Linked DNA regions of Mus musculus: region 1 is linked to region 2. The links are chromatin loops, found by intact Hi-C in ENCODE. Cell type or tissue: heart. All regions are shown on one strand. Each heading gives the region's core, and the rest is flanking DNA. Links, peaks and the distances in the headings are about the cores only. Region 1 holds the start of Gm36482 (a long non-coding RNA gene). Region 2 holds the start of Tmem39a (transmembrane protein 39a).

Region 1 (8,332 bases), core at 135-8,134, 50 kb before region 2:
CCGTGAACAATGCGGAGGAAGAGAGAGTACCTGACAGGAAACTGCTAGTCTGTGCTGAGAGACTGCACACATCAAAGAGAGGATTTGTTACACAATGGAAGAGGCCAGGAATAAAAAAGACAAAACCCAGGAGAGAGAACAAAGTGAATGAACAAAGTTGCAATAAATGCCAGGCTATGCTATCGAATTAGGAAGGGTTCACTTACCCCCAGGTGATTTTTCAAAAGGCTCAAATCCAAGGTGCTGGACCGAACTGTGGCTGTGGTCGTGGGGTGTCTTCTGACAGAGCAGTGTGTCTCAGAGTCACCTAGAAAGTGGCTCACAGCCACCGCAGTTTCTCCAGTCTGTGGCAAGGGTTTTTAAAAGGCTCCCTACACAGTTCTGCCACCCAGCCAAGGTTGAAAGCCACTCGGTTAAGCTCTTAGAACCTACTGACTTGGAAATAAAACCAAGCCATCCAAGTCATGGTGGGATGTAGGGGTAAAAATGAGAGACCCTCTGATGTCAATACACATGGCTCCTGGAGACCGTGACTGTGCCTAGAGTGACTGTTGCCCGAGTGTCTGTTACCCGAGTCACTGTTGCCTGAGTGGCTGTTGCCTGAGTGACTGTTGCTTAGAGTGGCTGTTGCCTGAGTGGCTATTGCCAGTGTGACTGTTGCCTGAGTGACTGTTGCCTGGTGGCTGTTGCCTGAGTGCCTGTTGCTTAGAGTAGCTGTTGCCTGAGTGCCTGTTGCTTCAGTGGCTGTTGCCAGAGTGACTGTTGCCTGAGTGGCTGTTGCCTGAGTGGATGTTGCCTGAGTGGATGTTGCCTAAGTGGCTATTGCCAGTGTGACTGTTGCCTGAGTGGCTGTTGCCTGGTGGCTGTTGCCTGAGTGCCTGTTGCTTCAGTGGCTGTTGCCAGAGTGACTGTTGCCTGAGTGGCTGTTGCCTGAGTGACTGTTGCCTGAGTGGATGTTGCCTAAGTGGCTATTGCCAGTGTGACTGTTGCCTGAGTGGCTGTTGCCTGGTGGCTGTTGCCTGAGTGCCTGTTGCTTCAGTGGCTGTTGCCTAAGTGGCTATTGCCATTGTGACTGTTGCCTGAGTGGCTGTTACCTGGTGGCTGTTGCCTGAGTGACTATTACCAGTGTGACTGTTGCCTGAGTGACTGTTGCCTGAGTGGCTGTTGCTTCAGTGGCTGTTGCCTGGTGACTGTTGCCTGAGTGGCTGTTGCCTGGTGACTGTTGCCTGAGTGCCTGTTGCTTCAGTGGCTGTTGCCAGAGTGACTGTTGCCTGTGTGGCTGTTGCTTAGAGTGACTGTTGCCTAGATGGCTGTGGCTAGAGTTATTATGGCCAGAGTGTCTGTTTCCTGAGTGACTGCTACCAGTGTGACTGTTGCCTGAGTGACTGTTGCCTGAGTGGTTGTAGCTAGAGTAACTGCTTTAGGCAAAGCAGCATTGCTCAGAACTCTAGAAACTAAAACTGAAGTATGGCTAATGGGCACAATTCTAACAAAATCTGTACTCAAAGATAGGCCATGGAAGCCTTTTTTTTTTTTTTTTTTTTTTTTTTTTTTTTTAAAGATTTATTTATTTATTATATGTAAGTACACTGTAGCTGTCCTCAGACACTCCAGAAGAGGGCGTCAGATCTTGTTACAGATGGTTGTGAGCCACCATGTGGTTGCTGGGATTTGAACTCTGGACCTTCGGAAGAGCAGTCGGGTGCTCTTACCCACTGAGCCATCTCACCAGCCCCCATGGAAGCCTTTAATGTAACTTTCCAGTGTGGTCTTTGGAGGAAGCACATAGGTTTGCAATAGTTCTGTGTGTGTGAATAATAAAGGGAGAGTCAGTGAACTCACATATGGAAACAATATGTTAAAATCTACATGACAAGGGGCACATTAAAATTTTGTATGTGCATGTAGAGTATGTTTGGGTGTGCACACATATGTGTGCAAGTACACGTGCCCACACATGTAGAGGCAAGAAGTTAATGCCAGGTGTCTTTTTCTATTGCCCTTCACTTTGTTCTGTTTGAGACATGGTTGCTGACGAAATAATTTTGGCTAGACTGAATGACCAGAAACTCCCACCCCTCAATAGACACACATGCACATACTCCGCACGTGCGCACGTGCGCACATGCGCACGCACACACGCACACACACGCAGCACACATGCAATCTGTCTCAACCTCCCTGCCACTAGGATTGCAGATGCATGCTGCTAGTCTTGGCTTTTCTGTGGATGCTGGGAATCCAAACTCAGGCTGTCATGTTGCAGAGCAAGCACTTTATCTATTGAACCATTTCCCAACCTCCCTTGGGGCATTTTAAAAATTGATTAGCAGTGAATCGTATCAGGAGTTTATTGGTTGGCAGCAGAGAGAAAGACGTGTTTAAGCACATTTAGAAAGCTCAACAAATCAGAGGGGGTAAGGGAAAAAAATGAGGTAGTCACTGAACACAGATGCATAAACTTTGAACCAAATTCCAGACACTGGTTTCAATTTAAGTTTGTTTTATATCAAAATAAACTCCTGAGCAGAAGAAGCCATGAGGGTAGAGGCGTTACCTTTGAGTGAAGGAGTCATCAGACTGAACCAAGAGCACAGAGGTTCCCAGAAGACTCTCAGATGAGAGTTGAGGACGAAGCTCAGTAGAGTTCTTATCTGGTATGCAGGAGTCCCAAGGTTCAATGCCCCGGTACTGCACAAACATGCCTGGAATCTCAGCACTTAAGAGGTGGAGACTGGAGAATTGGATCTTAAGGCCATCCTCGGCTACATAGTGAGTTCAGAGACAGCCTGCTTTACACAAGATTTTATTTTTTAAAACAGTAGGACTTATGGGGGGCACCTCCAGGAGGCCAGATCAACACCTCAGGCAAAAATATCCTCAAAGTATAATCTTGAGCTAACAGATCCAAAGCATTTAGTTACTGCAGAGAGAAGATACCTTGGGATGCTTGGGAGCTATTGATGAAAGCCTTGGAGTTTGAGTGGATAGAAGGGGCTGACTCAGGATTATTATGAAATTACTTGGACCCTGCCCCTTAAGGTCAACACATGGAGGCCAGAGATGGAGAGACATAGGAAACAAAGACAAAGCACGTCTCAGAATATCCAGATGGAGGGACAACAGCCAGGCAGCTTTTTTTCCCCTTCCCCTAGCCCCTGAGGCAGCTTTGGAATAATAAATCAGTTTATGATCCTGTACAAACATCAGCTCCCAGAGGGTAAGACTCTTGGCATGCTATTGAGAGCGAGGAGGTTGGAGGTACTCTGTGTCTTTCTTGGTTGGGCTTGAGGGAGGCCATGGTCGATCCTCCTCCCGTGTGAGTCACAGAGAATCCCCGAGCTCAGGAGACTAAGGGTCTAAGTCCAAACCTCTTAGAAATGAAGAGTTTAGACTAAGGGAAGAAAAAGGGGGGATTTTTTAAAGGGGAATGAAAACAGGCATGAGTTATTACCCAATTTGAGTTAGTGCCAACTCTGACTGCTTCTTGTCGAACAAGCTCCTTTCTTTCCCTGCAGTAGGCTCTAGCTAATCCTAAATGTCATAAGCAGTATGTGTTGTTTTGGTTTGTTTTGTTTTGTGAGACAGGTCCTCACCGTGTAGCCCCTAGCTGGTCTGGAACCTACTATGTGCTATTTTTACTTAGCATTTATTCTAGGTTTTTACTTTGAGTATTTATTCCAATTTAGAACAACACAATTACTTCATAGTCATTTCTCATTTAATCTTAACAACTCTATTGTCTTTTATCCGTGAAAAAGGTATAACCCAATGGGCGTGGTAGTGCATGCCTTTAATCCCATCACTCAGAAGGCACAGGTAGGCAGATCTCTGAGTTCGAGGCCAGGCTGGTCTACAGAGCTACACAGAAAAGCCCTGTCTCAAACACACACACACACACACACACACACACACACACACGAGACAGAGACAGACAGAGACAGAGAGACAGACAGAGACAGAGAGAAGGAAGAAAGGCTGCACATCTGAAGCTACACAGCCACAAACTGCCAGAAGAGAGTGAGACTCAAACCTGGATCTAAATTCAGATTTTACTTTAACAGTGTAAGTCTTCTACTCCTTCTTAGCTTCCAAGTTCTCTTGTTCCTCCTATCGACCTTGACCTGTAAAGAATATCTGTCCCAATCCTGCTTCCTTTGCTGCAAGAGAGTCCCCGAGGCTGTGTAACGTATGAAGAACAGTAGTTCATCGTTCTACAGGTCAGGCAGTCTAAGAACATGGCCATGCTGGCATCTCCTTGACTTCTAGTAAGCTTCTTGTGCTGCTTCAGTGTGGGGTGCAAGAAGAATGGAGACACTCAAGGGGGAATGGAGAAAGAGGGGGCAGACTCTCCCGTAGCTCTCCAATCCCATCAAGAAAGTCATTAAGCTATTTGTGAGGTCTCTGCCCCTTGAGCCCAACTCCTCCCAGCCCTGATGTACTAAAGAGCTAAGCTTCCATCCTGTGGACATCTTTGGATCAAACTCAAGAACTGGGTTCTTAACTCATTCAAACTTACTTCCCCCAAGCCCCATCTATGGTAGCCTACAATGACACATGAAGTATACCAGGTACATAGTCTGTGTTTGGTAGAGATCTGGTTATTGGTGATGTTGGTGGGTGAAATCACATGAGGGACAAACAGTCTACAAATTCCCTGGAGCACAGCCCCTGGGGAAAAGCTGACGGTGACAGCCGAGACATTCTTCCTTGTTGTCCCAAGGTCTTGGTGCTGCTAGATATGGTTGCAGCCCACAATCCTGCTCTCTAATCTACCACATAAGACAGGTTTCCCAGGTCCCATAGAATCTACCCCATGAGCTCATCTTGGTACTTTTTAAAAATCATTTTTACGATATTATTGCTTTGTGTGTACAGATGTTTGCTGAATGCACGTTCATGCAGTGCCCTGGGACGCCAGAAGAGGGCATGAGATCTCTTTGGGCTGGAGTTACAGACAGTTATGAGATCCCATATGAGTGCTGAGAATCAAATCCAAAGTCTTTTGGAAGAGCAGAGCTCTTAACGACTAAGCTATTGTTCTAACTCCTTGAACACTTTTTGTGCAGTTAAACTGGATTCAAGACTTCTCATTTGACAAAATTACAATTTACCTTTATTTGTAAAATATTAATAAAACCTGTCTCTGCCCTCTTGTCATAAGGTCAGTCCCCATTAGGAGAGTAAAGATACATAGAGTGGAGTTGAGGGTAATTTTGTAAGATATAATATATCACTACATGAAAAAGCTTTCTGGAAATTTTTCTCATATGCTTATAGCCTATTTGTTCTGAATGCTTCTTCTTAATTTGCATTCATTAGGGATATTTTTTTTCCTCTTATCTTTAGTGGAAAAGGCTACTATCCGGCCAGCAAAAAGCATGGACTCACTGTGTTCGGTGCCTGTGGAAGGTGAGTTGTTGCTCTGTTTGCTATGAAGTGATACAATGACCAAAGCCACTTATAAAGGAAAGGATTTAATTAAGGACTTGTTTACAGTTTCACATAGTCCATTAGCACCATGGTGGAGAGCATGATGACACTCAGGCAGGCATGGTACTAGAGAAGTTGCTGAGAGCTTTACATCCTGATTGACAGGCAGGAGAGAGAGACAGAGACAGAGACACAGAGAGACAGAGACAGAGAGACAGAGAGAGACTGGACTTGGACCTGTTATGGGCTTTTGAAACCTCAAAACCCACCCTTAGTTACCCACCTCCTTCAACAAGGACACACCTCCTAATCCTTCCCAAACAGTTCCACCAATTAGGAACCAAGCATGTAAATACATGAGCTAATGGGGGTGGGGGAGGCAATTTTCTTTCAAACCATCACAGTGAGATTCTACAACTATTCCCCAGCTGCTTACCCTCCCTGGCTCATCCCAAAGCAAAAATCTAGAACCTCTTCCTTTTTTCAGTCTTCCTTTAGCCACAGAGACTTTTCTCTTAAAATTGGACCACATTCAAGGTCAGCAAGCTAAAAACCTAAGACAGAGGGAACCTGGGCAGAAGGAGGCAAACTCTGGTTTATGCCAGGATGATGATGTATCTGGAATCTGTGAGTGTCCTGGCTGTGAGCTCACAGTGCATCTGTCATCATTTTGAACTGATAGGCTTGTTCACACCAGTAAACCTCGACTGATGTCTGTGATAAAACACCATGACTAAAAGCAACGTGGGGAGGGAATGGTTTATCTTACAACTTTCTCAGGAAAGTCAGGGCAGGACCCTGGAGGCCGAGGCTATGGAGGGGTGCTGCTCACTAGCTTGCTCCTTGTGGCTTGCTTGCTCAGCCTTCTTCCTTATGCAGCCCAAGACCACCTGCCCATAGTAGCAGCACCCATAGTGAGCTGGTCTCTCCCACATCAATCACTAAATTAAGATTTTTGCCCCACAGGCTTGCCTCTAGGCAGTTTGATGGAGGCATTTTCTCAATAGAGGTTCCCTCCCCCAAATGTGTCTACTTTATGTCAAAAACCAACCAGCATTAATTGGGTATCCACTAAGTAGTCCCTGTTGGAATAGATTACATGTGAGTTGCCAAACAACAAAGATGTACATTTGTCCTAGAAGCTCTAGCCTTGGTGGGCAATTGCTAGTATCTCTTCCACATTTTGTTAAACAACCATCAGGTCCAGGTACAAGTTTCTGGGAAAGAGGCTCCGCCATCTGTGCACGCACAGGCTACTAACCACAGCTTGCTCTTCTTCACCAGGGAAAGAAAACAAAGGAAATTTCAGTCGAACAGTCACCACTGGGGGATTTTTCATTCCAGCCACAAAAATGCACGCGAGCAGCACCGGAAGCTCCTGTGACCTCAGCAAGGAGGGTGAATGGGGTCAGGAGGGGATGCCCGCAGGGGCTGAGGGGGGCTGCGAGGTGGGCGGTCAGATCCGGCCACTGCCTGAGCAGCTGAAGGTGTTCCGCCCCATCGGAGACCCTGAGAGCGAGCAGTCCGCCCCAAAGCTTCTCGGGATGTTCTACACCTCCAGCGACAGTCCTGGCAAATCTGTCTTCACAAGCAGCCTGTTCCAGATGGAACCCTCACCCCGCCACCAGCGAAAGGCGCTCAACATCTCCGAGCCCTTCGCCGTGTCTGTGCCACTCCGCGTGTCCGCCGTCATCAGTACCAACAGCACCCCGTGCAGGACACCCCCCAAAGAGCTACAGTCTCTCTCCAGCCTCGAAGAGTTTTCTTTCCAAGGTTCAGAGAGTGGAGGATGGCCAGAAGAAGAGAAGCCCCTGGGGGCTGAGTCTTTTCCAGGTAATAGGGGCAGAAGGCTCTCCTTCCGTTACAAAACACGAGGCTTGACTGGACTTAAATACCGTTTGCAGGGCAATGTGGTGAAGTGGTAGGGATGGTGGGCTCCAGGGCCAGAATAGCTGTTGCAAACCTTGCTCTGTTGTAGATTTTCACCGAGTTAATAACCTGGGCTGCAGCTTCTTAATTTATAAAATCTGATGTCCATAACCATGCCTTATTTGTAAACTTGTGTCAACATTTGGTTAATACATGCAAAGATCTCAGAGCGGTGTCCAGTATAAGTACTCATTAAATGTTACTGTTTCGTTAGCACACACAGTGTCTTAGGGTTTCTATTGCTGTGAAGAGACACTGTGACCACAGCAACTCTTCTGAAAAAGGGAAACATTTAACTGAGCTGGCTCACAGTTTCAGAGGTTTAGTCCATTATCACCATGACAGCATGCAGGCAGACATGGTGCTGGAGAAGGAGCTGAGAGCTCTGCATCCTGATCCACAGGCAGCAGAAGGAAGACTGCCAGGCTAGGCCTAGCTTGAGAACTCAAAGTCGACCTACACAGTAACATACTTCTTCCAACAAGCCCACACCTACTTCAAGAAGGACACACACCTTAATACTGCCCCTTCCCATGGGCCAAGTGCTCACACACATGAGTCTACGGGGCCATTCCTATTTAAACCACCACATACTGTGAGAAGGTCATGGGGTGCAGAGTCAGAGAGCTGGAATTGAGAAAGCTGTGTTTCTGGGTGTATTTATTATTCATCCATCCCTCCTCGTTTCTACCTCTGCAAAGAACAGAGCTAGCAAACCCAGCCATGAGGAAGTCCTTCGTTAGGTTTGACCATCACAGAGTGAGCCAGATTAGATCTGCTTGGGTCACACACCAAGGCTCACAGAGTCTCTGCTGTGTCCAGAGTGAGCAAGAGTTTCTGTTGTTAATCCAGGCTTCTCCTCTTGTAGCCAGGCTGGTCTCCAAGCAAGGATCCCACTGCCTCAGCCTCCCAAATGCCTGGACTACAAGACTCTTTTGATCAACAGTCTAACTTAATCCCCCTACAATGG
Region 2 (8,332 bases), core at 216-8,215:
GAAGCCCAGGGGGCAGCCCTGAAACACAATAAATTAGAGGAATCCAAAACATCAATCAACAGAGCTGACTCAGCTGATCTGGGTGGCTAGATGGGCAGCCCCTTCTACGCCCACAGCTCCCAAGCACTCAGATGAAAAGAAGGGCCTTCCTTCCACAAGTGGAAGAGGACCAGTGTGTTAGGTCGAGTATAAATGAGTAACTGTACTCCTCTGCTAGAACCTCCACACAAACTCTCAAATATATCAAGAGAGCCTGAAAGACAGGAGTGGTACTGACTCTGGAAACCAAATCAAGACATGAAAAAACTCTTTTAGGGGAAGAAACAATATTCAGGCAAAAATCTTGACCAAACACATGACTAGGTAAAAGTATCTCTGTACTGCTGCATGATCAAGCCTCCAGAGACTCACCCTGAATAAGATCAGCAAAAATAACTCATCCTAACAACACCACTAGCCCTACACCTAGGGCTCAGGGAAAAAAATACCAGAAGAGCAGGCAGAAAGAGTCTCCAGAATACCTGTTGGCAGACACTGTACCCTGGGCAGGATAGGAAAAAACACACCTATGAAACCTCAAGAGTTATGGCTGCCAGAACATGACCAGCAGAGTGTCAAGAGCAGCTGTCACGCCAACATGGACAATGGTTCCACAGTCTCAACCACAGGTGACGAGCTAAGGTCATCAATGACTGCTGAGACGGAGACTGCTTGCCTCCTAGAACCAACTCCTACATAGGATGAGAGGTCAGCTCTAAATACTTATATATGAGCAACACTAAACAGACTCAGTAGGTTGTATATACACATGCACAGATATGTATATACATGTAACAGTAACTAAAAGACCATAAGCTGGGGAGGTCATGGGAGTTGGGTGGTAGTGATGTAAATACAGCGCTCCCATACAAAGTTCTAAAATCAAAGGTCTGAAAACTGGGCATAGTGGTACATATCCGTGTAATCCCAGCACAGAAGACACAGCTAGATCCCTGGAGCTCAAAAGCTAGCCATCCAAGCCTATCTGGTGGCCCTCTTGCCACTAAGAGCCTGTGTCCAGCTTGTCCTCTGGCCTACGCATATATGCACTCATGCATGCACGCGCACACACGCACATGTACTCATATGTGCACACACTCACTCATACACACAAAACTCAAATTCTAGAATCCTCTATAACATGGCACAATTCTTTTTGTTTGTTTTTGTTTTTGTTTTTGTTTTTGTTTTTCGAGACAGGGTTTCTCTGTGTAGCCCTGGAAGTCCTGGAACTCACTTTGTAGACCAGGCTGGCCTCGAACTCAGAAATCCACCTGCCTCTGCCTCCCAAGTGCTGGGATTAAAGGTGCACCACCACACCCGACATAATTCTTAACATTTTTAGGTTACAGTTTACAGTTATTATTAAATCAAACAACCTTTTGCCAGAATAACTTTTAATAATAAATGTGGGGGGGGGGGGCTAAGCTAGGCAGTGGTGGTGCACACCTTTAATCCCAGCACATGGGAGGCAGAGGCAGGTGGATTTCTGAGTTCGAGGCTAGCCAGGTCTATAGAGTGAGTTCCAGGACAACCAGGGCTACACAGAGAACCCCTGTCTCGAAAAACAAAACAATGTTGGGGGCTAAAGAAGAGGAAAAGGCTTATGAGCCCCCACCTCTAACTGAGGAGCTATGAACAGTTCATGGCCCCCTGGGGTGGATAGGTCCGTTTTCTTTAAGGGTGTGGCTCCTGGTAGGTCAACCCCATTTTAGTAGATGGCCCCACAACCAGAAGCAAAAGAACGGGACAAAGTGAACCCAATGGGTCATTTTTTAAGGGAGTTGGAGGATAGAGATGGTCCCATGGTTGAGAGCATTATCTGCTCTTGCAGGGGACCAAGGTTTGGTTCCCAAAATGTACATGGTGGCTCAGAACCATCTAAACCCCCAATAACCTCTTTTGGCATCTAGAGGCATCAGGCATGCAAGTGGTACACAGACATACATGCAGGCAAAACATCGGTACACATAAAAAAATAAATAAAACTAAAAAAAAAAAATTTATGTTAAAAAAAAGAAAAGGAAAGGAAAAGGAAGGAAAAGAAAAGAGAAATGGACACTTCTACTTTGTGGTCCCTGCGTAACATCATTCTACCTGCAAAGAACTCTGAAAAGTGAAACACTAAGTTTTCAGTCTTCAAAGGCAGAATTCCTACTTCAGTGATAAGTTTGATAAGCAAACATTTGAATAGAATTATTTTGTATTAGTCTCACTGATAACAGGCTATTACAAATCATGCCAAGTGTTAAGCATAGAATTATATGTTCTTTACCTGTTCCTCAAGCCCGTCCCATTGCCACAGCCGCCGCCGACCAACGTCTGTATGGAAGGTAAAGCTGACCGGCTTAGCTGCTGCCGACTGGGACCCCGCCTTCTACTGGGCATGTCCAGGAACCAGGTAATTTCCAGTGCCACCTGAAGTTGCCACCCAGGCTGATGACTGTCAACTTATTTCAAATCTGAATAATATTAAAAAAGAAAGAAAGATTGTAACTTTTTCTAGAAGTCAGTATAACAAGCAAATGTTAAAACTCAGTGAGCAGATCTTATAAAATCCAGATTGAATTTTCAAATAAATGTTCCTGTCCCTATATACTGCTTGGATCTGGGGTAAGGTCAGAGGTTTAAATTCTGAGCTCAGCTGTATTCAGCATTAAGGCAACTCCCGGCTGGTGTCTTGTCTTGCTGACTTTTTCTTAAATAAAACAAGACTACAATCTACAAGGTGGCATTCTACAAGAAACACCACAACTTACTCGATTCTAATTTGCAATTTCACATTAAAATCACTTGAAATACAGGAAATATCTCTGTCCAAAATATGAGGTTGTTATCAAGGAATCTGACTAAGATTTGCCGCAGGTTTCTGACCTTGACCAAGTCATTTAACCAGAGTTTGTTTCTTCATTTCACTCAAATGGTTGCCCGTTTCAGAAAAGCTTCTGTAAAACCGCTAAGAAATTAAATGAACGTGCAAAATTAAAGGGCTAAAGAGATCTTCAGGGGGGAGGTGGGCGGACGACGACATTATGTTTTCCTCAATTTCGGCAAACATGGTTCTGCCAACATATACCACGTATTTCCTAAATACGACTAAAAATACTCTGAAAAAAAAAATTTTTTTTTTTGCTTAACATTACTACTGTAGAGGGATCCGAGGTTCCCTAGTCCACTGTAGGCTAACAAACGCCAGGTGGGACAAAGACTCCAAACTGTTAAAGGCAAAGAAAGCTGATCCCTGCTCAATTAAAGAGAAAGTACGGTGAGGGCAAAAGGCTGGGGCGCATCAGCGTAAGATTGTTCGAGGTGGAAGGCGAGAAACCACAAACTTGACTGGACTAAACCTCCAAGACGGAATCACCTAGTGGTCTCAGGCCGGCGGCCGAAAGAGCCGAAGCACGCCAGGGCCGGCGAGATGACAAAGCAGGTTAAGTAAAACTCACGCATGGGACAGGCTGGCCACGGAGAGGGATCCCTGGGAGGAGGCGGCGGCTTCACAGCCGCGACCCCGGGCACCCAAACTCACTCCCTCCTCTAAAGCGCTCCAAAAACAGCTGCCGGGACGCAGGCAGGATCCCACTGGACAGTCGAAGAAAGCTCTCGGGTCGCTAGGTTACCAGACCCAGACCGGGAGTCCGTGCCAGAGCCAGAGCTAAAGTCAGAAGCACAGTCCGACCCCATCACCAAGACTCATCATCCTCAGCCTCCATCGCCCGGGAGCTGAGGAGACGTGGCAGCGCACAGCGATGACGTCAGCTCTGCGTCGCGCTGGCCCCCGGAAACAGGCTTGCGGCCAGCAGAGCTGGCTCGCCCTCCTCCCGGCGCACCTGCGCAGTGGGACTCTCCGGCGCCCGGGCTTTCCGGCCCATACGTGCCCGGCGGAGTTTTTCTGTTTGTTGGTTAGTTTGGTTTTTGGTTGTTTTTTTCCCCAAATTTTCCCTGGCTCCAGTCAGCTAGTGTCTAGAGAAATGCTTGGAGAAGAGAAGGGAAATTCGGAGATGCCACCTAAGATCACGTCTTTCATATGCAAACGACTGTGACAAGCACGTCGGACGCCTGCCCCTTGCAGGGACTGAATATTAAATAATGAACTAGGTAGATAATAGAAATAAAGAATGAGTTCTAGAAAAGTTAAGTCTAATAAATAAGAGAACGCAGCAACAAGCTTCAGTAATGCTGTTAAGAACAATAAATTCACAGTTAGAAGTATATCTGAGCAGAGCAGTGGTGGCGCACGCCTTTAATCCCAGCACTTGGGAGGCAGAGGCAGGTGGATTTCTGAGTTCGAGGCCAGCATGGTCTACAGAGTGAGTTCCAGGACAGCCAGGGCTACACAGAGAAACCTTGTGTCAAAAAAAAAAAAAAAAACGAAACAAAACTACATCTGAGGTCCAGGGATGGCACTAGTGCCAATACTGTAAAGGGTCTGAAGCTCCAAAGATGAGTAAGCTGTTTTCCGAGGACAGTACGTGGTAAATAAAAAGATATGGAGTCTCAATTGTACAGCTTACTTTACCATGCTGAGTTCAATCCCTAGCCTTCACCCTACCCCCCCCCCCAAAAAAAAGATAGGCAGCCCAATGTTGCCCAGAACTGTCAGTAGTTTGATATCAAAATGAAGCAAGCCTGATAGGGCTGGAGAGTTGGCTCAGCAGTTAAAGAGCACTGAATGGTCCTGAGTTCAATTCCCAGAAATCACATGGTGGCTCACAACCATCTGTAATGGGACTTGATGCCCTCATCTGGTGTGTCTGAAGACAGCTACAGTGCACTCACATATATAAAATAAATAAATCTTTAAAGTAGAAAAAGGTAAAATAAAGAAGAATAAGCCTGGTGTGCCGGTGGAGGCCAGGGGGATGCAAATTATAACTACATTGAGATGCCATCTCACCTCAGTCAGATTTGCTATCATCAAGAAAAAAGATAAATAGATATAAATAAATCAAAATGTTGGCTAGGATGGAGAGGAGAAGGATCCTTACTCACAGTTGGTGTCAGTATAGAAAGGTGTAACCACTGTGGCCTTCATGATGGAGGTGTTTGAAAATGAAAACAAACAAAAATCACAATGACAGGACCTGGCTGTACCAGTCCTGACCATATGCACCCAAAGATAGTTGCACATCCATGTTTACTACCGTTTCATTCACAACAGCAAGGAAATTGAGTCAGTCTACATGTGCATCTTCAGATGGGTGGATCATTAAAAAACCCACGATGGTTTTTACTAAGCTTTAAAGAAAAATGATGATAGAACTGGAAAATATTATATCAAGTAAGGCAACAAGTTTGAAAAGAGAAATGCCACGTGTTCCCTCACATATGCATATTGTTTATGTGTGGGGGGTGGGGTGGGGGGGCATGTGAATGCCAGGCCAAGAGTGTGGAGGTCATAGGACAACCTTGGGTACTTTCCACCTAGTCTGAGACAGTTCTCCTTGTTATTGGTTGTTTCGTATGACAGGCTATGTGGCCTTTGAGCTTCTGGGGAGTCTCCTGCCTCTGCCTCCCATCCTCCCACAGGCCTGCTAGAATCAGATGTCTACTACCACATCCAACTTGGCATAGCTCCTGGAGGACTCCTGGCCTCACGTTTGCATCACAAGCACTTTACACACAGCCTCTCCCCAATTGTGCATCTTGAATTGTATACCTGTGTGTTTGTGTAGAAAAGAGTATGGATACCAATCAGGGAACTAGAACTCGACCCAGAGAATGAGAAATGAGGCTTTAAGGAAGCAGCAGGTGAGGGCGGGTGAGATGGCTCAGTGGTCAAAAGCACTGACTGCTCTTCCAGAGTTCCTGAGTTCAAATTCCAGCAACCACATGGTGGCTCACAACCATTTGTAATGGGATCTGAAGACAGCTACAGTTTTTTTAAAAAGGAGGAAAGTGAAGGAGGAAAGGTACTGTACTAGCTGGATGTTAGCAGGACAAGGGGACAACCAAAACTAAGTAGGTGTGAAAATGTGACAAGGACACCCTTTATGGTAATTAAGAAGTAAATTTTTGTTTTTTTGGTTTTTTTTGTTTTTTTTTTTCCGAGACAGGGTTTCTCTGTATAGCCCTGGCTGTCCTGGAACTCACTTTGTAGACCAGGCTGGCCTCGAACTCAGAAATCTGCCTGCCTCTGCCTTCCAAGTGCTGGGATTAAAGGCGTATGCCACCATGCCCGGCAAGAAGTAAATTTTTAGAAAAAAAAATCTGCCAAAGGAGAAAAATCAAAATGAGAATTCCCATGAGATCATCCCCAGGCGTCTATCTTTGTATCAGCTGTAGGATTAGTCAACGTCTATTAGAAACTGTAGCCGCCACCCCCACCCCTGGACTATATATCTCATCTAAATGTCACAACCAGGTTGGAGATAGAGCTTAGGGATAGAGCGCTTGCTTAGCATAAGTGAGCTTCAGAATTAATATTCCCCAGCACAGAAAAAGGAACAAAAACTTCAAGGGGTAGCAGCAGACGTCTGTGCTCTCAGCCCATTGGAAGTGGAGATAGGAAGTTCCAAGACTGCCTTGGTTACAGAAGATCCTACCAAAATAAAGTAAATAAACCCACAAACATGTTGACCGATAGATAGCACACCAAAATCCCATTTTATAGAAGAAACACAAGAACTGAAACCAAACCAATGTTGAAAACAACCTACCTAAACTAAGCCAGAATCCAAAACAGAGGTTTGTCTGACAGTGACCTAGCAACAAAGCAAACCGGAAACCATCCCTTGATGGGACAAGCAACGCCCTTTCTTCTTTACTCTCTGTCCCTCTCCAATCCTTTCTGCAGAAAAGTTGCTTTCCCATAGTTTTCATTCATGCTTTTGTGCGCGCACGCACAGACACACACAGACACACACAGACACACACACACATACACACACACACACACACCTGTCAAGGACTTCTGTACAGAAACCCCAGCTCCATCCCCCTCGCCCCAAAGGCAACATACTCCCTGGAGGCAATGGAGGGGAGTGTAACAACCCAACCTGAAGTTCGAAAGGATGGAATCATGCCTTAAAAAATGATTAATCTGGTTATGTTGGAGGAAGGGGGTTGGGATGGAAGGTGACTGACTAGGATATCTTAGTGTGGGGCTCCCCAGTCAACCCTAAGTGGCGTCTTTTTCATTTGAGAGCCTCTGCAAATGACCCTCGGTTTCCTTCATGAACTGTTTCAATCTGAAAAGAAAATGCAAAGCAAGGCACGAGGGTACAGCAAGCAAGCTCCCCATTTGAGGTGCGAAGCCTAAGGAACTGCTGTTGAGACACCCCCTCCCGCCTCTGGAAAATACATAAGTAAATAGCAGGTACTGACTTCCTGGAGTTGAATTCTACATCCACTTTCAAGGAGAAAACTAGATGGTGATGTAAAGAAAAAGCCCATCTTGGGAACTCCCTGCAATCCCCTGCCTCCTACAAGTCCTTCCACCCTCTGAGCCTTAGAAAGTGGAGCCGTGAGCCGGAAACAGATCTCTATTTCTCTCAAGTTTGGCCTCGAATAAATCTGCTATCTCCACCCCACTCCCTCATCTTCCATTTCTGATGACAGAGAAGCAAGGAAGAGGAACTTTACCTTGCTATTAAAGAATGGCTAATATCAAAATCACTGTCATTAACCCCAGTAACTCCTATTGGGACAGGCAGCAAGTTTGAGGCTAGCTTGAGGATACATATTTATAGCCTTTATTTTCCTCCTTCCCTCCTTCCTTTCTTGGCTTAAGCCACACATAGGTTAAAGATTCTGCTAAGCAGACAACTCTAGCCCCTTTAAGTGACTATTCATTGCCCACCATTCTGTCTTACCTGCCCAAGTCCAGCCTTAGATTGGAGAGGTGTTCTGAGGAAGGAGTGGAGAAACAAAAGACTCTTTGGTCAAATCCTGGGTCTAAGCTAAATCTAAAAAATTCTCTGGATCATAAGACCAGTCTTTTATTTTACTGTCAATTCAGTCATTTACATTTTGATTATCCTATGAATCCAAATCTTGTGACCCTTGCCCCTTAAATAGCAAACACCTTTACTTTTAACCTTGCAAAAGAATTCAGAGTCCAGCCCGTCTCCGTTAAGCACAGATGCTAATAAGGTAGCAGGGTGGGACCAGGTCCTGAAATTACCATTTCTACTACACCTAGTCTGGCCTGGGATACCCTGTACTTGCTGTGTCCCAGGCTGACCTTGAACTCAGAAGTCTGCCTGCCTCTGTATCTGCCTGCCTTTGTATGTTTCTGACAAGCTGGCTCTTAGCGTAGCTGCCTCTGTTTCTCTAGATTCATGAAACCCTT

What was found. Hi-C counts contacts between places; a loop is a spot of excess contacts. Peaks named below come from ENCODE experiments on the same cell type or tissue, not always from the same donor. Only the 100,000 strongest peaks of a DNase experiment are listed, where the experiment ranks them.
Region 1: it touches region 2 in a loop (1.9-fold over the local background); 1 of 42 quality-filtered maps calls a loop at or near these places.

Annotation. Positions count from the first base shown.
Region 1 is chr16:38,607,837-38,616,168 of GRCm38, reverse strand. Arhgap31 (Rho GTPase activating protein 31) reads left to right here. Exons shown (of 12, transcript NM_020260.2): 9 at 5,350-5,412; 10 at 6,718-7,266. Gm36482 (a long non-coding RNA gene) reads right to left here and starts at 1,194. Exons shown (of 6, transcript XR_003951954.1): 1 at 207-1,194. In heart, for the core only: a CTCF peak has its summit at 4,921 (motif pointing right); no DNase peak of the experiment used is centred there.
Region 2 is chr16:38,558,284-38,566,615 of GRCm38, reverse strand. It overlaps Tmem39a (transmembrane protein 39a), which reads right to left and starts at 3,802. Exons shown (of 9, transcript NM_026407.3): 1 at 3,486-3,802; 2 at 2,315-2,501. The coding sequence starts at 2,427. In heart, for the core only: no CTCF peak of the experiment used is centred there; a DNase peak (open chromatin) is centred at 3,805; H3K4me3 peaks cover 2,160 bases; H3K27ac peaks cover 1,404 bases; H3K27me3 peaks cover 1,382 bases.